Linked DNA regions of Homo sapiens: region 2 is linked to region 1. Evidence: read pairs that join two places in POLR2A ChIA-PET (ENCODE). Cell type or tissue: MCF 10A. All regions are shown on one strand. Each heading gives the region's core, and the rest is flanking DNA. Links, peaks and the distances in the headings are about the cores only.

Region 1 (5,371 bases), core at 271-5,270:
AAAAATACATTTTACCTCATATTTGGGAAGGCCTGCTTCCCAAAGGTCTGCCTCACTCTTGGGGAGGTCCTCTCTGATCTGCTCTGAGCATTAAAAGTAAATTTATGAAAGAATTCCTGGAGAAAAGCCAACTAGGGCGACTTGTTCTGAATCATTAAAGTTTCTGTCTTAAAAGATGATTTCCACAAAGGCCGACTCTATTCTCGTCTCTCAGGTTGGGAAGCTGATGAACTTGTAAGCAGTAAGGGCCCTCTGATGAGATGAACTTTGCTCCCATTGTTCCAAAGAAAGCGAACCTGTGCCCAGGAAGGCGATTGAGGATGGAGGGGCTGGTCCAGGCAGATGTAGCAAAAGGCAATTTTAAAGTTCTTAAGACAATGTGGGCATGCCCAAGATCACAGCCATGCACCCATGCATCCATTCAACAACTGAATGTTTGTGTTGGCCAGAGCCCTGTATTAAATGGCGATTCCCTTCAACCTCGAGAGGGCACGTAAGCCCACAAAGTCCTGGAAAGGAGATACGATGGGAAGCGCAGGAAATTCAGAGAGCCCACGGTGAGTGTGAGTGGACTGACCACGGTGGAGCCATGAAAGCATCTCAATACCAACCCCAGAGGCAAGGCCCAGTGCGTGGTGGTGAAGACAGGTGGTCCAGGACAGCCTGGATGCTCAGAGAACTTCCTGTGGGCCAAGCCCAAAATGGCACAGGCTGAGGCAGCACATCCTGCGTGTCCATCAGGAGAGCAGTTTCCAAGTGGAGCCATGGGGAAGGAGCCAACAGGAAAGGACCCTCTTCTCTGAGGAGCTAGGGACATGGGGAGAGCTCTCCACCTGAGCCTGGGCCAAGAGGAGGGAACGCCTGGCAGGACCCAGTGCCCAGAACAAAGGAGCTTGTGTCAGGGCCTCTGGGATAGGGACCAGGGGAGGCCAGCGGCGTGAGGCCCAGGTGAGACTTGCACTGCACAGTGATCATCTGGACATGCTCTCAAGCACCACAAAGAATTGTCGCCTGATTGCTGGAAAGCAGAGGGCCGGGCTGGGGCAGACCCGAAAGGGGAACCTTGAGAAAAGAAATGGAGGGAGGCAGGAAAACTTTCTTTGCAACAATGGTAGCAAAGTTCATCTCATCGGAAGGGCCTTGTTGCTTACAAGGTCATCAGCTTCCCAACCTAAGAGATGGGGATAGACCTGGCCTTTGTGGAAATCATCTCTTAAGACAGAATCATCAAAAATTCACTCTAGTTGGCCTTTCTCCAGGAATCCCCACACAAATTAACTTTATATGCTCAGAGCCAGTCAGAGAGGACCTCCCCAAGAGCGAGGCAGATGTTTGGGAAGTGAAACCAGAGACTTTGCCTTAAAGGGGACACATTCCCTCCTGCTCCCCACTAATCCTAGAGTCTGCAATAAGCTGTCTGAGATAAGAGGGGCGAAGAAACCAGCCAGAGAAGAGATGCAAAATTCCTTAAAGTTCTTGATCTGTAGTTCTTATCCCAAACGTGTGGCAAAAAAAGAAAGCTACCCACCACCTTTATGCCTTTCTCCCAGTAAAAGACTAATTTCAGCTGGGCAGGGTGGCTCAAGCCTGTAATCCCAGCACTTTGGGAAGCTGAGGTGGGCGGATTGCCTGAGGTCAGGAGATCGAAACCAGCCTGGCTAACATGGTGAAACCCCGTCTCTACTAAAAATACAAAAATTAGGGCATGGTGGCGCACACCTGCAGTCCCAGCTACTCAGGAGGCTGAGGCAGGAGAATCACTTCAACCTGGGAGGCGGAGGTTGCAGTGAGCCGAGATTGCGTCACTTCACTCCAGCCTGGGAGACAGAGTGAAACTCCGTCCCAAAATGAATAAATTAATTAATTAAAATAAAATAAGACTAATTTCAAAAATCCCTCTTAGGTACACAGCAGAGTATAGCATACAAAATGCATTTGGCCCTCTCACCCTGGGTTTCATTCTGCGATTTCCCTATAAGCATTTAGATTTCCTTCTGCATGACCCAAGCTAAGACTGGAAGGGAAGCTTGCCATCAGCTGACAGTGAGGAGTGGCAGGTAGACAGGCCTTAGGAGAAGGGGGAGGTCAGTGTCTTGGGACGTCCGGCCCCAATTCTGACCCCCAAAAGGAGAGCATCAAGGCCCAGAAGCATTCAAGCAGAGGTGAAAGCACACCCCACACCAGCAGCATCTGCCTCACTGCCACCCCCAACCCCAACTTAACCACCCGGTTCTGCTCGGGGCTGAACTGATTAGTCATTCATAATGCTTAAGTCATTAATTCAGGAAGGAAGCCACGCTAGCTGCCTCTTCTCACTGGGAGTTTGCTGCCGTTGCAAAACAGATGAGTAATCAGACATTCCGGGAGCCCTCGTTAAGCCCATTGCCAAGAAAGGTGTCTTGCAGCTCATTTGCTGCGGGGGAAGCCACGCTACAGGCCCTGAGTCACGCTGGATCCAGGGGAGGGCAAGGCCAAACTTGCTGGAGTGCAACATTGCATCACCGAGATCTGCGACGGAGAGGCTTACCCAGCCACCGAGCTCCACTGACCTCACCCACAGCCCCAGCTGGGGCTGACCCTCTGTGGGCTGCTCCGCTGCTTCTGGGGTTCGGGGAGGCTCAAGGGGTCAGAGACAGACATCCTGGGAGGGACACCCGGTACTAGATGGAGTCTTATGTCCCTATATGACAGGTGCTAAAACTGAGGCCCACAAAGGCAGTGACACTTGCCTAGAGTCAAACCTAATTCAAACAGATTTAGGATAGAATTTCATCTCAGTTTTTTTGTCCCCAGCAATTTTCACTGCACCAAATTACATCAATAGGTAATGCAGGTAATGTTAAAGGCTAGACTGTGAATGGCAACGTAGTAAAAACTACCCGACGTCCAGCAGCAGCAAGTACTTTAGAAAATTGTGGTCAAATAAAATGAAATGCTAACCATCCATCTAAAAAAGATTGTTACCACTTTACATTCTGATATGGAGCTGTCTCCAGGATACGCTTTTTATTGCTGTTGTTGTTGTTGTTTGTTTTCTTTCTTTTTTTTTTTTCTTTTGAGATGGAGTTTTGCTCTTGTCACCCAGGCTGGAGTGCAATGGCGTGATCTTGGCTCACTGCAACCTCCGCTTCCCGGGTTCAAGCTATTCTCTGCCTCAGCCTCCCGAGTAGCTGTGATTACAGGCGTGCTCCACCACGCCCAGCTAATTTTTGTATTTTTAGTAGAGATGGGGTTTCGCCATGTTGGCCAGGCTGGTCTCGAACTCCTGACCTCAGGTGATCCACCTGCCTCAGCCTCCCAAAATGCTCTTAAATGGTTTTTAAGAGCAAGAAAGCAACTTATGGAGACAGTACGTATGGTGCACTACTGTGTGAAGGAGGGACACACACACACTCCATAACACCTAGTGTTCCAAAGGAGTGCAAGGGCTGGCACTAGCCATGCGAGTTATTATCAGAGTGCATTTTCCAACCCGTGCCCTGAGTCGAGCTTCCATGAGTGCCTCTAACTTGTGGCCACTGAGCCTGGCCAGCCCCGTTTCCCTGTACCCCTCCTCCACCCCAGTGCATCTCCATGCCTGAGTGTCCAGGTGCTCAGGAACCTCTGCGCAGGCAAAGCTCTGGGAGAGGCCCCTTGGTACCCCCTACTCCCCCTTCCCCTAGTGTCAGACAATGGAGGCCCAGCTTCGAAGCTTGCCTGAGGTCACAAACGGACAGCCCCAGAAAGAAAATGCTTCATGCCTCCGTGTCTTAAAGCTTTCATTCTTTGTGAGTTGTCTGTTCACACATAAAGACCCCTGAGAGGAATCACACCTTGAGCTCAATCAGCCACCACCTCATTATTTACCCACCAGCCTCTCCTTGGGTATTAACTCACACCCAGGGAACAGCAAAGATCTCAGGAGAGGGCCTGATTGCTCACCCACCCTCCAGATGGCTTCAGGGCACAAACTGCTCCCCAGCTCCTACTCCAACCCCAGGGAGGAGGGGCCATCTGAGCTGTATCTGGTCGACCTGTGGTGAGAACAGAGCCTCTGGGTAGGACTGAGTCCTTCCACCATCCCATGAGTCACCTAGAAAAGTTGCTTCAGGAACTCCTAATATCATTTTTCACCTCCCAAGGAGTTCACATCTATGCACACGTTTCCATCTTACAGACCAGGAAACAGGCTCAGAGAGAAGAAGGGAATTATGTACCTCGGTTTAGAGCCAAAGTGTCCTGCCTGCATTCCAGCTGTTTCCATCCATGTCCATGTCAACTGGCATCTGGAACTACTCGTAGCAGCATCCACTCAATGTGAGTTGACTAAATGGAGGAAAATCTACTATGGTGCTTGGAAAAACTGGGACTCTCATGATTTAGGATATAAAGATTTGTCGTCTGTCTGAATGGAAGAAAGAACAGGGCAGTGCTGTGGGGACACTAGGACGTCCTAAGGAAACACACTCACTAATTTAGGGTAATCAATCAGGTAATACTATTTATGGGCTATTAATGATACATGAGGATCACACTCGGCCCAAGTTCTTTGCTTTGTTTCACTCTCTTGCTCTGACACCCTCTCCTAAGTTTCAAGGCTTTTCCCTCCCACCACCCCTCCCAGCCATATCACCACCACCATATTTTAATTCCCCATTTTTCTTTTTTTCTTTCTTTTTTTTTTTTTTTTTTTGAGACAGAGTCTTCCTCTGTCACCCAGGCTGGAGTGCAATGGCACGATCTTGGCTCACTGCAACCTCCGCCTCCTGGATTCAAGTGATTTTCCTGCCTCAGCCTCCTGAGTAGCAGGGATTACCGGCACGCACCACCATGCCTGGCTATTTTTTTTTTTCTGGTTTTTTTTTTTTTTTTTTTTTTTTTTTTGTAGAGGCAGGGTTTCATTCAGCATGTTGGCCAGGCTGGTCTTGAACGCCTGACCTCAGGTGATCTGCCCACCTCGGCCTCCCAAAGTGCTGGGATTACAGTCACTGTGCCAGGCCCTTATTCCCCATTTTTCTGTCCACCCTCCCTTTGTCACCATCGCAAACGTCTCCCAGGACGGACTGGGCTTGCCTTCATATTGACCACGCATGTTTATGCTGGGACACTCTTTCCTTTTTGAGGTTCTTCCCTCTTATTGATGTGCTTATTAATTAATCAGATGTTTACTGAACACCTGCATGCAAGACCCTTTCCTAGCGTCACTGCGTATGAATAATCATTGAAAATTACACAGAGTTTGGTATATGTCTCGTAAGAACTAAAGAGGAAAAGTTACTCTATAGAATCCTAAAATGAAATAACTTCTAAGCAACAAGATAGCAGTAAAAAGCTTGAGTTTTTATTAATGTATTATTATTATTTATTAATTATATTCCTCTGTCTGAAATCT
Region 2 (5,371 bases), core at 116-5,115, 260 kb before region 1:
CTGCTTTCTCAAGATAGCCAGATGATGCCTCTTGTGTTCCTAAAACAGCCCTAAAGGTACGATTTCAATGTCTGTTCATCACGTGTTTATGGTGGAGCAAGCTTGTCCAACCCATGGCCCAGGACGGCTTTGAATGTAGCCCAATACAAATTTGTAAACTTTCTTAAAACACTGTTTTTTGTGTGTGATTTTTATTTTTATTTTTTTAGCTCATCAGCTATCATTAGTGCTAGTGTACTTTATGTGTGGCCCAAGACAATTCTTCTTCTTCCAGTGTGGCCGAGAAGCCAAAAGATTGGACACCCTTGTATAAAGAAACACTGACTCCTGGTCATTTCTTTTGGAGAAACACATTGGCTGTGTGACTTTGTTCAGGTCACTTGATCTTTCTGAGGCTCAGCATCCTCACCTTTAAAAGAGGGGAAATGCAACCCCGTCCTGCCTATTCCACGGGGCAGTGTGTGTGTGTGTGTGTGTGTGTGTGTGTGTGTGTGTGTACATACATATACATATGCACACACATACACAGACTCATAGGATGGGGAAATGTCCTCACTATGTGAAAAGCACTTTTTTTCTTTGTTTCTTCTATACACACACACACACAGAATCTGAGGCAATGGGTAAGGCGAGGTCATCCAGAAAGATGATTGAACGTCCACATGGAAAGTTGGTTTGAGAATAGGCTTTACAAGGGAATGGCTGAGCAATGTTTGCTCAGGGCTAATAATTGCAACTATTTAGTGCCTACTATGTGCCTGGCATATGGTAAACTGCGTCATCATTTAACCTTAACAACAGCTCTGGAAGTAGGCATGTCACCATTTTGCAAACAAGGAAGCTGAGGCTCAGGGATACCCCTGCCTTGCCCAGGTTCATGCACCAATAAGTGGCGATGGTTTGGCTCTCTGCTCTGTCTCCGGCAGAATCTGGCCTCTTGCTGCCTCATTCCTGTGGCATAGAGAACAGGGGACAGTGCATGAGTCAGAGTTCCCAGCTGTTCACAAAGACGACAAACTGGTTTCTGAGCCCTGTGCCCTTTTTCGTTTTGTTTTGAGCATGTATAGTTTTTGTCTGTTTTCCCTGCATCAGTTAATATTTCATGGGTTTTTGTTGTTGTTGTTGTTTTGTTTTGTTTTTTTTTTTTTAGACAGAGTCTGGCTCTGTCACCCAGGCTGGAGTGCAGTGGCACGATCTCAGATCACTGCAACCTCTGCCACCCGGGTTCAAGCAATTCTCCTGCCTCAGCCTCCCAAGTAGCTGGGATTACAGGTGCCCACCACCACACCCAGCTAATATTTAGTAGAGATGGGGTTTCACCATGTTGGCCAGGCTGGTCTCAAACTCCTGACCTCAAGTGATCCGCCTGCCTCGGCCTCCCAAAGTGCTAGGATTACAGGCAAGAGCCACCATGCCTGGGCAATATTTCATCTGTTTAAGTCTGTTTTGTAATTCTCAGGCCCGCAGCTCTGTCACTGCTCAGCCTCAGGTGCTGCACTATAAATGCTCCCTAGCTCCATCTCTCTTCCACAGCAGCCCCCAGTTCCCAGGCTGAATTTGCTGGGCCCAAAGCACGGGGATTAGGAAGAGAGGACCTTCCTCAGGAGTGAAGCCCCTCAGCCTCTCAGTTCTTGCAGCAGGGGATCCTGGGCCCTGGCTCTGGCCACCCAAGGAGAAAGCCTGCCTGGGCAGAGAAGGGGGCTCGGAGAGGTCCTCCCAACCACCTATTTATCGTTGCCCAGGCTCCTAGGCCTGGATCTGTCAGCCAGGGCCTGCCCATGGCCCTGGGAGGTGATGGGAGTGGTGGTAGTTTCAGTCTCTGATGAAAGCTGCTGAAACCGGCACGGAGCACACATGAAAAGGACGAAAGAGAAGGCGCAAGGCTGACTGCCAGGTGGCAGGCGTGATGGGACTTGTCTCCCACTTGGGGAGATGAAGACAAAAGGCAGCGTCATCCCCCAGAATGAGTGACTCTGCCTCTGTAGGGCTGTTTCTGAGCAGGGCCTCCGTGCCTGGAAGAATGATGCCTTTGGCCTCCTGAGTTCTGAGCAATATCCCCTGGCTAAGTGGGTTGTTCCCATCAATATTCAGGAGTCTTTGGTGTTGAGAAACCTTGAACGATGTAAGCTGAGAGGTAGCACCATCAATTCCTGTCTAGACTAGATTTTTGGAATCCAGGCTCCCAAGATGAAAGGGTACATTATGAAGGCAGGGCATAAATCTACCATGCCAACAAGACCCACATTCACCTCGGATTATTTACACCTTTCTGCCTCCCTCTGGGCATTGCCTGTCCCACTGTAGCCCACTTTCAACTTTTGACAGGATCACTTAATGCATCATGACCTACAAGTAGCCAGTTACATATATTTTCATTGTGAGGGACTCTGTACCCCAGGCCAGTTTCCCCCTCCTGACTCCCTGCAGTTTTACCTTTTTACTTGGCCCTTAAAGACACCACAGATGCTAAGGAAGGGATGAATGTTGGTCATAAGCACGCAGTGAAACCTGGCTGGGGAGGGTCACCGAGTGTGTATTACTAATTCGATCTCCGCCGCACCCTTGGTCTCATGCCCAGCACCTTTGTGTGGTGGTTACTCAAGGATGTGGGAAGCCGCTGGAGCGAGGCTGCTGACGCACCCCATTTCAGAACTGCCAACGCGGGCTCCTTGGCAACCAGAGCTCACCATCTGCCCAGGCAACCAGGGAGGGCACAGAGGGCAGTGAGCCTCTGCCAGGATGGACAGTTCTCAGCATTGAAAACTAGCTGTGGGTTCTGCCAGTACCGTGGAGCCAATTGTACGTCTCATTCAGCCTCGGGTCCTGCCTTGCCAGCTGCGTGTGGGCCATCTTAACTTGGATGATCCCTGGACGCTTACCATTTAAGAGCATAAGGGTGGATCAGTCACTTTCTCTTAGAGGGCTCCATTTTCCTGTCTTTGTCATGAGAAGATTGGGCTGCAATAGTCTTCCATGTGCCTTCCAGCACCGTGCAGTAGGATACGGCGGGTGTGGACCTTGAAAGCCAAAACGTCGATGTTCATATCTGGCTCTGCTGTGTGACTGCAGGCAGGCCCCTGAACTTTTTCACCCTCATTTCTTTGCCTCTGAAATAGGGCTAGATAAAGCCTCTTGGCCCCTGGCCCCTGTTATTACCCCCAGTTAACAACAGCGCTGATAATGACCCACACTTACTGTTGGCTTCCTGTGAGCCAGGCCGTGCTCTAAGGGCTTGGTATATGATAACTCATCTCATTTGTGAGAAAATCTCTCCAAAGCAGAAACTTCCCAGTTTCACTTTCACTGAGAGTGCTCATGGGCCTTCCCAAGGCCACACAGCCAGCAAGTATTATGTCTGGGACTTGAACTCAGTAGTGAGAGCTTACCTTCTACACGGTTCTCTCTCTGCAAGAGGAACCCCGTAAATGTCATGTCCATTTTCTTCTCCTTTTCTCTTTCAGCTCGGCACACTTCTTCATTTGGTGTCCAAAGTAACATCCACCTACTCTTAATGTTTTCGGCCGGGTGCAGTGGCTCATGCCTGTAATCCCAGCACTTTGGGAGGCTGAGGCAGGTGGATCACCTGAGGTCAGGAGTTTGAGACCAGCCTGGCCAACATGGTGAAACCTCTTCTCTACTAAGAATACAAATATTAGCCAGGCGTGGTGGCAGGCAACTGTAATCCCAGCTACTCAGGAGGCTGAGGCAGGAGAACTGCTTGAACCTGGGAGGTGGAAGTTGCGGTGAGCCGAGATTGGCACCACTGGCACTCCAGCCTGGGTGACAAAGCGAGACTCCATCTCAAAAAAAAAAAAAAAAAGTTTTCACGACTCTCCTCATCCCACACAGTCACCTGTGACTCCTGTCTTTTCTCCCAACCCCTTTTACTTCCATATTTCTTAGTGTTCCAGTTAGAGGGAACTGCTTGTGCAAATGTCCCGTGGCAAGAGAGAGTGCAGAGGGAGGACGAAGAGAGGGAACAACACAGTGGCTGCCTCCAGGCAGGCTGAGCTTGATGAACCAACAGGACCCTGACCATCTGAGCTTTGAGTTCTTTCTGCCTGCTAAGAGAAATGAGAAACTTCTGAAGCACTTTAAGTGAAAGAGTGACATGATCCAGGCTACCTTTTAAAAATAGTTTTTATCCTGCTAGAAACCTTTCCAGGAGCCAGCAGGGCCTTCCTATTCTGAGCCAAAGTTTTTCTGCCTCATATTCAAAGCCTCTGTCCAGCATCCAACTGGGACATGTGTCTGGGTTGGGGGCAGGGAGAAGGGCTTCCCAGGTGGGTGGATGGGATATGTAGTGAAAGACCCTTTCGTTCCAAGTCCGCAGGCCTCCAATGGGCTCTTCCACTCCTAATGCACAGCCCCTCACCTGTTCTCTGCTTTCAAATGGCCCTTTGCCTCCTTCCACAGATCTCTAAGCTTTACTTCTTTCCAGTGAACCTTGTGAAGTCCTTCTAACGCTTTCTGATGAACTCTGGCCTCTATGTTTTCAGAGATTTCTACATCCAGCTATACTATGCTGACAAAGATGTTTCCTGAGCATCTATTAAGTGCTGTGCAAGACTCTGGTGATAAGGACACATAGCTCTGCCCGCAAAGGGTACTCACAGTCTAGTGTTGGGGGCAGAATCAATCATGTACGCAGGTGACGATTGCACACCCAGAGGAAGATGCACGGCGTGGTGAAGTTCAAAGACGGGAGAGATGTTTCTGCCTGGTGGGCTGGGGAGGGATGAAGATCGGCATGGTCATGTCATAGTGAAGGCGGGACTGGACTCAGGCCTCATGGGCAGATGTGGACCGTCACACATGGCAGGAAGGGCACTCTAGATGCAGGCAACAGCAGAAGCTAGCGCCATGAGGCAAGGAAAGCACAGCTTTCTACAGGGCTAGGGGAGTCGATTGCATGAGGGGAGGACTCATGGGTGTGGGATCATGAGAGGCAAGACTGACCAGGTGAGGAACAGGGCCCTTCAGAGAAAAATACCAGTCTGGTTTCAATCAGAGCTATCCTGGTGTACCTAAGTGTTTGAGCTCCTACAAGGCAGGGTCTAGCCACTACTCAGTTTATAAACAGGTCAGCGCCTAGAACTGTGATCTGAACAGTGCGGATGCTCAGAGAGGCTCTGCCTCATGTCCCTGCAGGAGGCAGAAGAACTGGGGCCGAGGACTGGTGGTTAGGCCTGGAATGTTCATTCTCTCTCCCTTTCTTCAGGCCATTCCCTTGCTTCTTCCCATCGGTCACTTCCAAATCTCCATCTTCAAGTTCCAACTCAAAAGCTACCCTGCCCTAATGCCTTCTCAGCAACCCAGCCAGGAAAGCACTGCTGCTCCTTTGGAACCTGGGAGCTTCCTTAGAACGGTC

What was found. ChIA-PET counts read pairs that join two places held together with the same protein. Peaks named below come from ENCODE experiments on the same cell type or tissue, not always from the same donor. Only the 100,000 strongest peaks of a DNase experiment are listed, where the experiment ranks them.
Region 2: POLR2A ChIA-PET joins it to region 1 with 26 read pairs; 3 of 35 experiments call an interaction of 5 or more read pairs at or near these places.

The regions. Positions count from the first base shown.
Region 1 is chr3:194,087,351-194,092,721 of GRCh38, forward strand. It overlaps LOC102724877, which reads left to right. Exons shown (of 6, transcript XR_002959666.2): 4 at 4,157-4,296. Among named protein-coding and RNA genes, the nearest start is that of LINC02028, 19 kb to the left of the region's middle. In MCF 10A, for the core only: no CTCF peak of the experiment used is centred there; DNase peaks (open chromatin) are centred at 2,321 and 4,001.
Region 2 is chr3:193,829,025-193,834,395 of GRCh38, forward strand. It overlaps LOC105374284 (a long non-coding RNA gene), which reads right to left. Exons shown (of 4, transcript XR_924841.3): 2 at 4,615-4,728; 3 at 3,387-4,061; 4 at 175-3,017. Among named protein-coding and RNA genes, the nearest start is that of LINC02038, 12 kb to the right of the region's middle. RefSeq lists enhancers at 3,073-3,172, 3,193-3,352. In MCF 10A, for the core only: no CTCF peak of the experiment used is centred there; DNase peaks (open chromatin) are centred at 957, 1,957, 2,627 and 3,277.